2 separate regions of the Homo sapiens genome follow, and region 2 is linked to region 1. The links are chromatin contacts, found by Hi-C or POLR2A ChIA-PET in ENCODE. All regions are on one chromosome and are shown on one strand. The core of a region is the stretch at or near the end of the contact, and the rest is flanking DNA. Distances in the headings are between cores, read along the strand shown.

What was found. A loop is a pair of places that touch in the nucleus more often than their neighbours do. ChIA-PET counts read pairs that join two places held with the same protein, here RNA polymerase II (POLR2A). Pooled maps may share reads with other maps.
Region 2: a map of CD14-positive monocyte shows a loop between it and region 1 (2.4-fold over the local background). The contact joins two enhancer-like sites. A Hi-C loop is called at or near these places in 7 of 168 maps with a recorded cell type or tissue (CD14-positive monocyte, CD4-positive, alpha-beta memory T cell, PC-9 and 2 more), 5 of 37 single-sample maps with no recorded cell type and 13 of 50 pooled maps. POLR2A ChIA-PET finds 5 or more read pairs at or near these places in 7 of 52 experiments (B cell, MCF 10A, Panc1 and 4 more).

The regions. Positions count from the first base shown.
Region 1 is chr15:45,600,258-45,606,037 of GRCh38, reverse strand. It overlaps BLOC1S6 (biogenesis of lysosomal organelles complex 1 subunit 6), which reads right to left. Exons shown (of 5, transcript NM_012388.4): 3 at 2,851-2,938; 4 at 524-610. Among named protein-coding and RNA genes, the nearest start is that of BLOC1S6, 16 kb to the right of the region's middle. Within about 2 kb of position 1,502, at least 3 of the 41 ENCODE cell types and tissues checked have a DNase peak (open chromatin) inside an H3K27ac peak, as active enhancers do; they include CD14-positive monocyte, where a contact is called at or near this core.
Region 2 is chr15:45,638,201-45,643,980 of GRCh38, reverse strand. The region is part of intron 1 of SQOR (sulfide quinone oxidoreductase); the gene reads right to left. Among named protein-coding and RNA genes, the nearest start is that of SQOR, 6.1 kb to the right of the region's middle. RefSeq lists an enhancer at 2,144-2,193. Within about 2 kb of position 2,325, at least 21 of the 41 ENCODE cell types and tissues checked have a DNase peak (open chromatin) inside an H3K27ac peak, as active enhancers do; they include CD14-positive monocyte, where a contact is called at or near this core.

The DNA.
Region 1 (5,780 bases), core at 253-2,752:
GCTCAGGAGTTTAAGACCAGCCTCGGAAACGTAGTGAGACCCTGTCTCTAATATTTCTTAAACAATGACATTTTTAAAAAGAAAACAATGTACCATGAATGAATTATGCTATTGTATATGAGGGTATAAAAGTCAAAATATGAATACTGGCCGGGCACAGTGGCTCACGCCTGTAATCTCAGCACTTTGGGAGGCCAAGGCAGGCGTATCACCTGAGGTCAGGAGTTTGAGACCAGCCTGGCCAACATGGTAGAACGCTGTCTCTACTAAAAATACAAAAATTAGGTGGGTGTGGTGGCGGGCACCTGTAATCCCAGCTACCTGGGGAGCTGAGGCAGAAGAATCGCTTCAACCCCGGAGGCAGAGGTTGCAGTGAGCCGAGATTGCACCATTGCACTCCAGCCTGGGCGGCAAGAGCAAAACTCCGTCTCAAAAAAAAAAAGAATACTGAAAAAAAAAAAAAACAACAAAAAACAATTAAACCTCTACTTTTGTAAAGAATGTGAAAGAATTTTCAACTCACTTTTAACTTTGATGTTTTTTCATGAAGCATCAGCATCTCTTTTCTTATATTCACCAACTTGGCATGATAGTGTTTAGCCTCAGCAAACTTAACATGGAAAAATAAATGAAAAGTCAAGTTAAAATAGACTAAAATATCAAAATGAATAAATAAGGCAATATATAAATGATAGTTTGTGCTTCCTAAATTGGTCAAAATTTTTACAGCCTTATCTTCACATTTTAATTCCAAAATAAAGATTTCCTTATATTGTTAGTAGGATTTGAAAGACATTTGATTTAGTTCAGATTGACAAAAGTGTTACTAAACATAAAATAGACATTTATATTAAGATGGGCATAGACAATATTTTGCTTTAAAAACATATAATTCTAAAATTTCAGATAAGACTATCTAATAATGCTATCAGTTTCATTTAAGAAAAGTAAAACATTCTCTCTGCCTTTACAAGAGACAGACTGAGCCAGAGCACATGAAACAGTTTAAGTGAAGTGTCTGCCCATAAGGAAAACCCAAACTGTGGCCACAGAGCCCTGGACAGAAAGGACTGTGGACAAGTTTAATCCATTCCTTGGGCTGCTTTAGTCAGACTAAGCAGAATGATCTCTGTGAGGACACTTTCCTTCTTGAGGAGTCTTAAGTACAGACTTTACAACTCAGCCAACCTGCATAATCTAAAATGAAGTCTTATGTCAGGAGAAGATGGGAGGATGATGCAAGCCTAGAGATGTCAGAGAGAAGGAGAAAAGCACCCTATTTTCAGACAAGGTTACAGAAAGAGAAGAAATGAAAGAAATGTCAGTAGAGAGATTCACAGCCTTAATGTAGCTGCAAGTAAAGTCATTGTCTGATTAGCTCAGAAGTTACAGTGCCTTTTTACATATCCTGGGCCTTCCAGTTTTCAGTTCCCAGATGATAATAAAAACTACTCTTGACTAAGAGAAGAAAAAAGAGGAAGACTCCATCCTGCCCCTTCAGACTAAAGCAACAGTATTACATCTGCTTGGTTAATTCATTCAACATTCATTCATTCAACAAATATTCCTTCTGTTGCAACAGGATTTCAGTGGGGAACACAAAAATAGGTCAGTGTAGCCTTGCCCACCTCCCTCGCAAGAAACCAGGAACTACTGGGCAGATGGCTCTGTATTTACTTCCACAGGCCTCTAATGCCAGAGAATATGAACTTTGTTTTTAATTGTTACAAATGGAAAACATTAGTAAACCATCTTTGTCCAAAGAAAAGTCCATTTTTTTGAGGTATGCATGAATGGCTACAGTCATGTAAACCCAGCTTCTTTTTTTCTTAATAGAGATGGGGTCTTGCTACGTTGGCCAGGTTGGTCTTAAACTGCACGCCTCAAGTAATCCTCCTACCTCAGCCTCCCAAAGTGCTGGGATTACAGTCATAAGTCACTGTGCCCTGCCCACAAACAAAACTATTTTTAATGTTCATCAGAAAATAAAGGTAGCAAAACAAGTTCCTTTTTTTGGTTAATTCCTTGTTTCTTATAATACAGAGTATCACTTCCTCTCATCAAAAAGCTATAGAACTTCTGATGAAATTCAACTGTTCAACTATTTATATTGAAAGATATAACTGATCATTCTCAAAGCGTCCACTTCAGCCTATAGCATTAATTTATTATAGCATTATGAATATGCCATATAATTAAATAAAATGCTAATTTAAGAAACCATGTAATTGGTAAAGAGAAATGCACTTTCTTTAAAGAAAAAAAAAATGGTACCCCAAAGGTTCATTACTTCCAGTTCGCTCTTTTTGTTTGTTTGTTTTTTGAGACAGGGTCTCCCTTTGTCACCCAGGCTGGAGTACAGTGGCACAATCACAGCTCACTTGTGGCCTCGACCTCCTGGGCTCAAGCAATCCTTCCACCTCAGTTTCTGGAAAAGCTGGGACTACAGGCATGTGCCACCATGCCCAACTATTTTTCTAAATTACTTTTTGTAGAGATGGGTTCTCACTATGTAGCCCAGGCTGGTCTTGAACTGCTAGGCTCAAGCAATCCTCCTGCCTCAGCCTCCCAAAGTGCTGGGATTACAGGTATGAGCCACTATGCCAAGTCTAAGTTCTCTTTTCTAAGTCTTCAATTATAAGCAGATCTATTCCAAATGCACAAATAAGTTAAATTTCCTACTATAAATTCAACATTTGAAAGATAACAATTCAACACAACAGAAGTTCAATCAAGGTTTCTTGTTAAAAAGACAAATTCTAAGCTTAAAATCTTAGCTATTGCTTAGCTAAGTCTTAGCTATTGCTAAGACAAGATGTCATTAAATTACATCAACTAAATCATACTTACCAAAGCATTAATATCCAACATAGAATGACATTCTTTAAATTTTGAAATCTCTTGTTCCAGTGTGTCTAACAATACAACTTGGTTCTGTCTGAAACAAAAACACACAGCCAAGACAAACTCTACATATTTAAAGTGCCGGTCCATTAAAAGGAATCATATTCATCTTGGTTAATGGTAACAGTTAGTTAAGTAGGAAATGTATTAACTCTCTAAGGTTTATTTAATATAGAATAAGATTTTTCAAAATAATATTCTAAAGCCACATTCTGATAACTAAATGTGTCTTTTATTCTTGCTTCAATTTCTAATAACTAAAATAATCCAATCATTTAAAAGTATTTTATTACTTGTTACTTTTAACAACTCTCTGTATTATTCCAAAAAAGAAGTTTTTTATAGTATTTTGCCCAAGAAGTTCAATGTTTTATATATCTTAAAATTGCAACATTCCCATAAAGGAAATGAGGAACAATGGTTTTTCAGATTAGAGGTGAGGAAGATGAAGTATCAAGGGATAGTAAGTCAAAAAGAATAATTAAGCAGTAAGATGAAAAAAGCACAGGACTGGAAATCATAGCTTTCCCCGGCCAACAGCCAGTTAGCTATATGATCTTAGAAATTCAGTTTATTTCTCTGGCCTAAATCTCCTCATTTACAAAGTGAGAAGATCAGACCAGATAATTTCTAATGTTTCTCATTACAATTCTAATTCAAAACTCATTGAGGAAGAGAAGCCAACTTCCTTGATATTTCTTTACACATCAATCAATGTTAGGATCACAGGAATAAGTGACATTAAAAGGGTCACCTACCTGAATATTTTAAAGAATGCTACAAAGAAAAATATGTCATTTGCTTGTAAAACTGTGCTATCTAGAGAATAATGATAAAAAAAAAAAAGAAATAACAACGAACAGGCTCAGGGCAATTACAACATCTCTACTATCCAGCACTGAGTCTGGCATACCCTACAGGTCATAAATTTGTCTCTTGGCTGGGCACAGTGGTTCATGCCTATAATCCCAGCACTTTGAGAGGCCAAGGAAGGAGGATTGCTTGAAGCCAGGAATTCAAGACCAGCGTGGACAACAAAGCAAGACCCTCTACAAAAACAAAAAAAACACACACACACACAAAAAATGAGCTGGGTGTGGTGGCACACACCTGTGGTCCGAGCTACTTGGGAGGCTGAGGCAGAAGGATTGCTTGAGCCCAGGAGTTAGAAACTGCAGTGAGTTATAATCACACCACTGTACTACAGCCTATGTGACAGGGTGAGACCCCATCTCTACAAATATAAATAAATAAATAAATAAATAACTTTGTCCCTCCAGCTTGGACTAGAGATCACAGAAAGTGAAATACAGAATGGATGAGAGGAAAACCCAGCAAGTCAACCATCTGAGATACACAGGACAGCAAAAATAGGCTGTTAGAACTAGAAAACAATAGAAGGGGGAAAACAAAAAAATCAATGAGACAAAAAGGTGGTTCTTTAAAAGATCAATAAAATTGATAAACCTCTAGTGAGACCAATCAAGAAAAAAAAACCCCAAAGTATTAGTATTATTCATGAAAGAGCAGTAATCACCACTGATCCCATGACATTAAAAGGATAATAAATGAATATTTTCAACAACTCAGTGCTCATAAATTTGATAATGTGGATGGAATGGACTAATTCTTTGAAAGATACAAACTACCAAAACTTATACAAGGAGAAACAAAAAGTTTATGTAGGCCTATATTTATTAGACAAATTGAATCAGTAAGTAATAACCTTCCAAAAAAGACAGTACCGGGACCAAACGGCTTCACTGGTAATTTTTACCAAACATTTAAGGAAGACGTGATACCAATTCCCCACAGTCTCTTCCAGAAAATATGTCAGTCCTCCTTTATCTGCAGTTTTGCTTTCTTCAGTTTTAGGCACGTACAGTCAACTGCAGCTGTGCTATATCATCACAAGAAGGGTAAGTACAGCACAATAAGATATTTTGAAAGAGAGACCACATTCACTTAACTTTTATTATAGTATAACTGCTGTATTTTATTATTAGTTATTGTTGTTAATCTCTTACTATGCCTAACTTATAAATTAAACTTTATCATAGGTATGTAAGTATAGGAAAAAACATAGTGTATAAAGGCTGACATCCATAACCTGAAAATCCAAAATGTTGCAAAACCTGAAACATTTGGACAATGAATGACCCACCTGACCTCATGTGATAAGTCACAGTCAAAACTCTTTGTTTCATGCACAAAATTATTTAAAATATTGTATCCACTAGGGGTCTTGGAACATATCCTCCTTTGGATAAAGGGCAACAACTGCAGAAGCAAAAGGAGCACCTCCCAACTCATTCTATGAGGCTAGCATTACCCTAAAGCCAAACCAGATAAAGATATTACAAGAAAGAAAAACTATAGACCAGTATCTCTCATGAACATCGATATAAAACTCCTCAACAAAATATTAGCAAATTGAATCCAACAATGTGTAAAAAGAATTACATACCACAACCAAGTAAAATTTCTGCCAAATACGCAAAGCTGGTTCAATATTCAAAAATTCAATCAATGTAATCTACCACATCAACAGGCTAAAGAAGAAAAATTACATGGTCCTATCAATTGATGTAGAAAAAGCATTTGACAAAATCCAGCATCTATTCATGACTATAAACCATCAACAAACTAGGAAGAGAGAGGATCTTCCTCAACTTAATAAGGAATACCTTGAAAAACCTGCAGCTAACATTTAGGGTGAGAAACTACATAATTTTCTCCTAAAACTAGAACAAGCTATGTCCCCTCTCACAACTCCTATTCAACATCATACTTTTTTTTTTTATTATACTTTAAGTTTTAGGGTACATGTGCACATTGTGCAGGTTAGTTACGTATGTATACATGTGCCATGCTGG
Region 2 (5,780 bases), core at 1,076-3,575, 37 kb before region 1:
TAAATAACATAGCTACAGTTTGAGTTTTTAAGGCAGTAACCGCTCTAGAAGAAGCAGCACGTGGCCTTCCTTTCCTTTGTCATATACTATCCTCCATTCTATTGAAACTTAAGATATCTTCTCCACCAAGAAAAATCTTCACATCTATTTTATCCATTTAACCTTGATAAAGGAGGGCATCAGCCAGAAGTGCTCAGAAAAGAAGGTGAGAAACAAGTTTTCTGCAGCATATAAGTCTATGTGCAAATTCAGGTTTATACCTACACTGAATTTGTCTCAATCACACAGGGGCTAAGTTTGCAGAACTGAAAATCAGGAAAGATAATCTAAGCTGAATTTTTATTAGGAGAATTTTTACCTGCGCAAATGATATACGATTAAATTACTTACATTTAGCTATGCTAAATATGTAAGTGTATCTTTGTGAAATAGACTTACATGAAATTCGCATGGTCACAATTCTGCTGCTGTTTAAGAATGTTTCCAGGCCAGGCATGGTGGCTCACGCCTGTAATCCCAACACTTTGGGAGGCTGAGGCAGGCGGATCATGAGGTCAGGAGATTGAGACCATCCTGGCTAACACAGTGAAACCCTATCTGTATTAAAAATACAAAAAATTAGCTGGGCGTGGTGGCACGCACCTGTAGTCCCAGCTACTTGGGAGACTGAAGCAGAAGAATTGCTTGAACCTGGGAGGCGGAGGCTGCAGTGAGCCGAGATCGCACCACTACACTCCAGCCTGGGTGACAGAGCAAGACTCCATCTCAAAAAGAAAAAAGAATGTGTCCACAAGTATTCATTGAGCGCCCACTGTATGTAAGGATGCAAGCTGAGAGACAGCAATTTCTCCAGGCCTGACCCCCTCCCACTCTTTTAGCTAGGGCATTGAGGCTTTACATGGGAAAACAAAGTTCTGGAAAGTGATCGCACAAAGGGGCAGCTTTGAGTAAGAGAATCTTCTGGTGTTGGAACAAATTAACCCTCCTGTTGGAGGAGAAACAAAACCAGTTTCACATGGGCTAATTTTGACAAATCAGTTAGGAGACTATTGGAGTGGTCCAGGTGTGAGCGATAAGCTCCTGAATTAGGTGTTAGCATTAGAAATGCAAACAAAGATTCAGATAAGATAGAGGCTGGGAAGAGAGAATAATTTCGGAAGACGTGGGAAAGGCTTCTGGAAGAAAAAAAAAAGTCAAAGTTGACATCTAGACAGCTGAAGAAAAAGGAATTATGTGAGCAGAAAAAGGGAAGTTATGTCAGGGACCTGTTCGGGCTACTTTTGGACAGTTGGGTTCAAGATTTTGAAAGGAGAATCACTTGCAATGAGAATCTCCTAACGGTGGATATAAAGGAGGGCAGTCTAGCGCTCTGGGAAGAGGGAGAAATGAGATTGGATAGGCATGTGTTACTAAAGTTTAGGTCTGAGAGCTTATTCCCAGACAATGGCAATTTGATCTAGGAGTCACAAAGCAGCAACCTGCAGGCCAAGTGCAGGCCAGAGCTGTGTTTTGCTTGGCTCACAGTGCTTTTCTTGAATTTTGAATTAGTCATCAACATTAAAAAATTTGGAGATCTCGACAAAAAATATTCCAGATTCTTGGCCTCTAACACTAAGCCCACATTCTCACATGGAAACTCTTGGCTGGAGCTGAGCAGTCATTGGTCTTCTCCACCATGCACAAGGTTTCAGTTCACTCCAGCCCCACTCAGCCTATGTTGTTCATTTGTTACCTGCTCAGCCCTGGTGTGCATTTCAGCCTGTGGTTACTGCTAATGGCAGTGAGAGCCCTTGGAAGGTCTTAATAAAACTGGATTTATAAAGAGTCCCCAGGGGAAGCTGAGAGGATGAACTGGAGCAATTCAGTTGAGTTCAGCATTTTTGATTGTTTACTAAATGCCAGGGATTGTGCTAGGCACTGCACAGCCAGTGATGGGTAAGAAGAGTCTGTCTGTTATAACAGGAAAGACCAGGAATATGAAGATCCATTAAGCGGCTGTTTCAGAAATTCAGGCACAGTGAGGGTGGGGTCTGAATGGGAACAGAGATGAGGGGTGTGAATGTGAGACACACATTGACATTTTTGCGACAATCAGCTATAGGGGATAAAGAAGAAGGAAGAATGTGAACGATGACATTATATCCACTTGTTCAGGTGAATATAATGAAGACAGGATGTGAGCAGCAATACTAGAATTACTCAAAGTGGAGTAAAGGTCCAAGGCACTGTGAGGGAGAAGGAAAGCACCCCCCTTGAAAACTGAATGAGTGTTGTTCCGAGAAAGGATAGCAGCTGTGCTCTTCCTCTTGGCACACCTCTGCTTGAGTAATGGCAGTGCTATTCTTGCCTTGTGTGTTCAGGAACTGGATTACTATACTGTTAACAAATAAAGAAAATGGAGCAATCTTCACTTAGCCCTGCAGGGCCATGTTGAAACTCTCCCTCTGGAGCTGTTATAAATCCAAACATTTGTTTAAATATTAAGCTGTGAAGCAAGTACACCAGTAGTGGGCCAGGACTGAGTCACTGGGGAAATAGGAACAATCTATATAGCTCTCTGATGATTCAAGGACTGGGAGCTGCACTGGGGTTCTTTAGTTCCCTCACTCTTCAGGGGCAAAACTGTAGGAATTTTCTTTGCAGAGTTACTGATTAAGAGTTGCTAATGAGGACTTTACAATGAAACAGTGGCTCCCTTTGCTCCTGAGAAATTTCCTACAAATTATCCTGACCTATCCTTATTTTACAATCAGAGAATGCATTGTAACAAGAGAACTGACAATTTCACCAAACCAATACAATTGCTAAGCAGAAAACACAAATTATATTTACATAAGGAAAATGCTTGCATTCAGATTCCAGGAAAGAAAAAATATGTCAGTCAATTGGATTATTTCAAATGAAAGTTAAGAGTTTTGACTGAATTATATAGGGGGAAAAAAAATGAAAGAACACCTTGTTTTTCTGCTTGCTGTAGCCAGTGGGAGCCTGACTTCTCACATTCTAGTACATAAAGAAGCACGACTTAGCTCCCCTTCAACCCCACCACTCATAGTTGGCCTCTGGTCAGGTAATTTTCAGGTTTCCTTTCTAGTCTGTATATGCCTGTGTGTGCCCATCTGCAGACTGTAGGACATGACTCACTGGAAAAAGAAGCCTGAGGTGGAATCAGTGTACTCCCAGTCACACAACAGGGATGAACTTGTTTTCCTGAGTTTGTTAAATGACCACATTAAAATTACTCATCAGCCTCAGGAGCATTGGGATTTCCACTCAGAGTCTCACATGCAAGGAGTTCACTGTAAACGGGACTGGCCATTTCATTCAAGTATATCATTCCTTGGAATCCAGTGTGTGAGGTCTTACCATAATGAGAAAACACTCTTTAATTTCAAGGTATACATTTGCTATTTGGACATAGTTGGAGAGACTCTAAACTCAATCCTTTAATAGTTGAGACAGAATGAGGTGTAGACAGCTCACGTCTCTTCTGTGTCCAGCTAGATGACAATGACCCGTTCCTGGTGAAGCTTTGTCTGAGGGCATATCAAGAGTCAAGAGACCCAGGACCACAGTCCAGGGAGTGCTAGGTACAGCTCTTCCTGACCCATTTTGGGCCATGCTTTCTTCATCAATGGAATAAAGGATCAGATTGGGTGGCATCAAAGGTCCCCTGCTTCTCTAAAACTTTGCTATCCTCTAAATGAGAAAAGGAAAATGGAAGTTCACAAGCAGGCTTTCAAATGGGGACGCTTGTTCTAATAACTCCTTAGATTGATCAGAGATGTGAATTTTTGTGGCAAAGAATAACAAGGCTTTAATAAGCAGGTCTGGAACATAATTAGAATGGAAACCATTCCTCTCAATCTCTCCCCGCAAGTCCCCAAATCATTTGTGGAAGTGTTGATATGTGACAGGCATTGTGCTATGCACTTTACGTAATTACTCACAAAAACCAGAGAGGTGGGAATTATTATTCCCATTTTATAAGTGAGGAAATGGAGATTGTAAGACCATGAGATAGTCATTTACCATTTTGAGTCCATTTCCCTGAGTGTAAAATAAGTGGAGGTGTCTAGTTGCCATTAAAGACCTTTCTTACTCAATGATTCAAAACAAGCTTAGATTTGATCACCTAGACCTTGAAAGGCTCATGATTTTCCTCCAAACTCAGATGGCCCCTCATCCATCTCAAGCATCATTTATGTGCTCACAGAAACACAAAACCACATTTACTAGACCCAGCACTGTCTTGAAGAGCTCTCACAATCTATACTCCAAACATGGTGGTTGTTAAAACACATCATTTTCCTATGGAGACATCATGGGCTACCTTAGAACAAATAGCCAAAGATATAAGAAAGTTATCATAGAGTGAAATCACCACAATCCCCACTTCCAGAAGCAGCCCTCCCTCCCAGAAGTCAGGAATTGGTACCAGGATACAGACATAGCCATTTTCTCTCCATTCATGTAGCTAGGGCCAGAGCTGCTGGTTCCCAGCTAGGTGGCATGAAAGTTCCCTGAGGGCTGGGCTAGGGCCAAAACATGGAGATTCATTATGATCAGAAGGGAGTCACCCCATGGTATTTAAGGATGATCATAACATCATCACCCATCACCCACCATACATTTACAAAGTACTTACTATGTACATGGCACAACAGCTAACCTAGGTCACTTGCTGAAGAGGCCAAGTTTTTCTTTTCCTAACAGTCAAAATCATGAAGCTGAATATGGCTTTAACAACTTCAGGCAAGATCCTAGGGACCACACAGGGTGTCTGTAGAAGGAAAGTACATGGGAGACTCTTCTGCATAGGTTGGGTAAGAGATCCTAAGAGCAAGTGATGGACATGTCGGGATCATGACTTAAAAGAGATGGTGCCTAGTTGTAGCCATTTTTTTTAAACCTATTGTCCATTTGGTAGAACCAGTTGTATTAATTTTCTAGGGCTGCCATAACAAAACACTATAGACTAGATGAAGTCTAGAGAACAGAAATTTATTTTCTCAAAGTTCTGGAGATTGAAAGTCCAAGACCTCAGTGCTGATGAGACTGGTTTCTCCTGGGATCTCTCTCCCTGGTTTGCAGATGGCCACCTTCTCAGTGTGCCTTTGCGTGGCCTTTTCTCTGTGCACATGTGCTCCTGACGAGTCATCTTCTTATAAGGATACTATTCATATTGGATTAGGGCTCCACCTTAATGACCTAACTTAATTTTCCTTTTTTTTTTTTCTTTCTTTCTTTTTTTGAGACAGAGTCTTGCTCTGTTGCGCAGGCTAGAATGCAGTGGCATGATAATCTTGGCTCAATGCAACTTCCTCCTCTCCGGTTCAAGCAAGTCTCATGCCTCAGCCCCCTGAGTAGTTGGAATTACAGGTGCACACTACCCCACCCAGCTAATATTTTGAATTTTTAGTAGAGACGGGGTTCCTCTATGTTGGCCAGGCTGGCCTCAAACTCCCAGCCTCAAGCGATCTGCTTACCTCGGCCTCCCAAAGTGCTGGGATTACAGGCGTGAGCCACCGTGCCTGGCTAATTATTCTTTTATTGAGACAAGGTCTTGCTATGTTGCTCAGGCTAGCCTCGAACTTCTGAGCTCAAGCAGTTCTCCCACCTCAGCCTCCCAAGTAGCTGGGGCTACAGGTGCTCACCACCACTTCTAACTAAGGCACTATCTCCTAATACAGTCACATTCTAAGATCCTGGGGGCTAGGGTTTCAATATATGAATTTGGTGAGTCCATAACACCAGTATTTGCCCTTCCCAAAGTTACA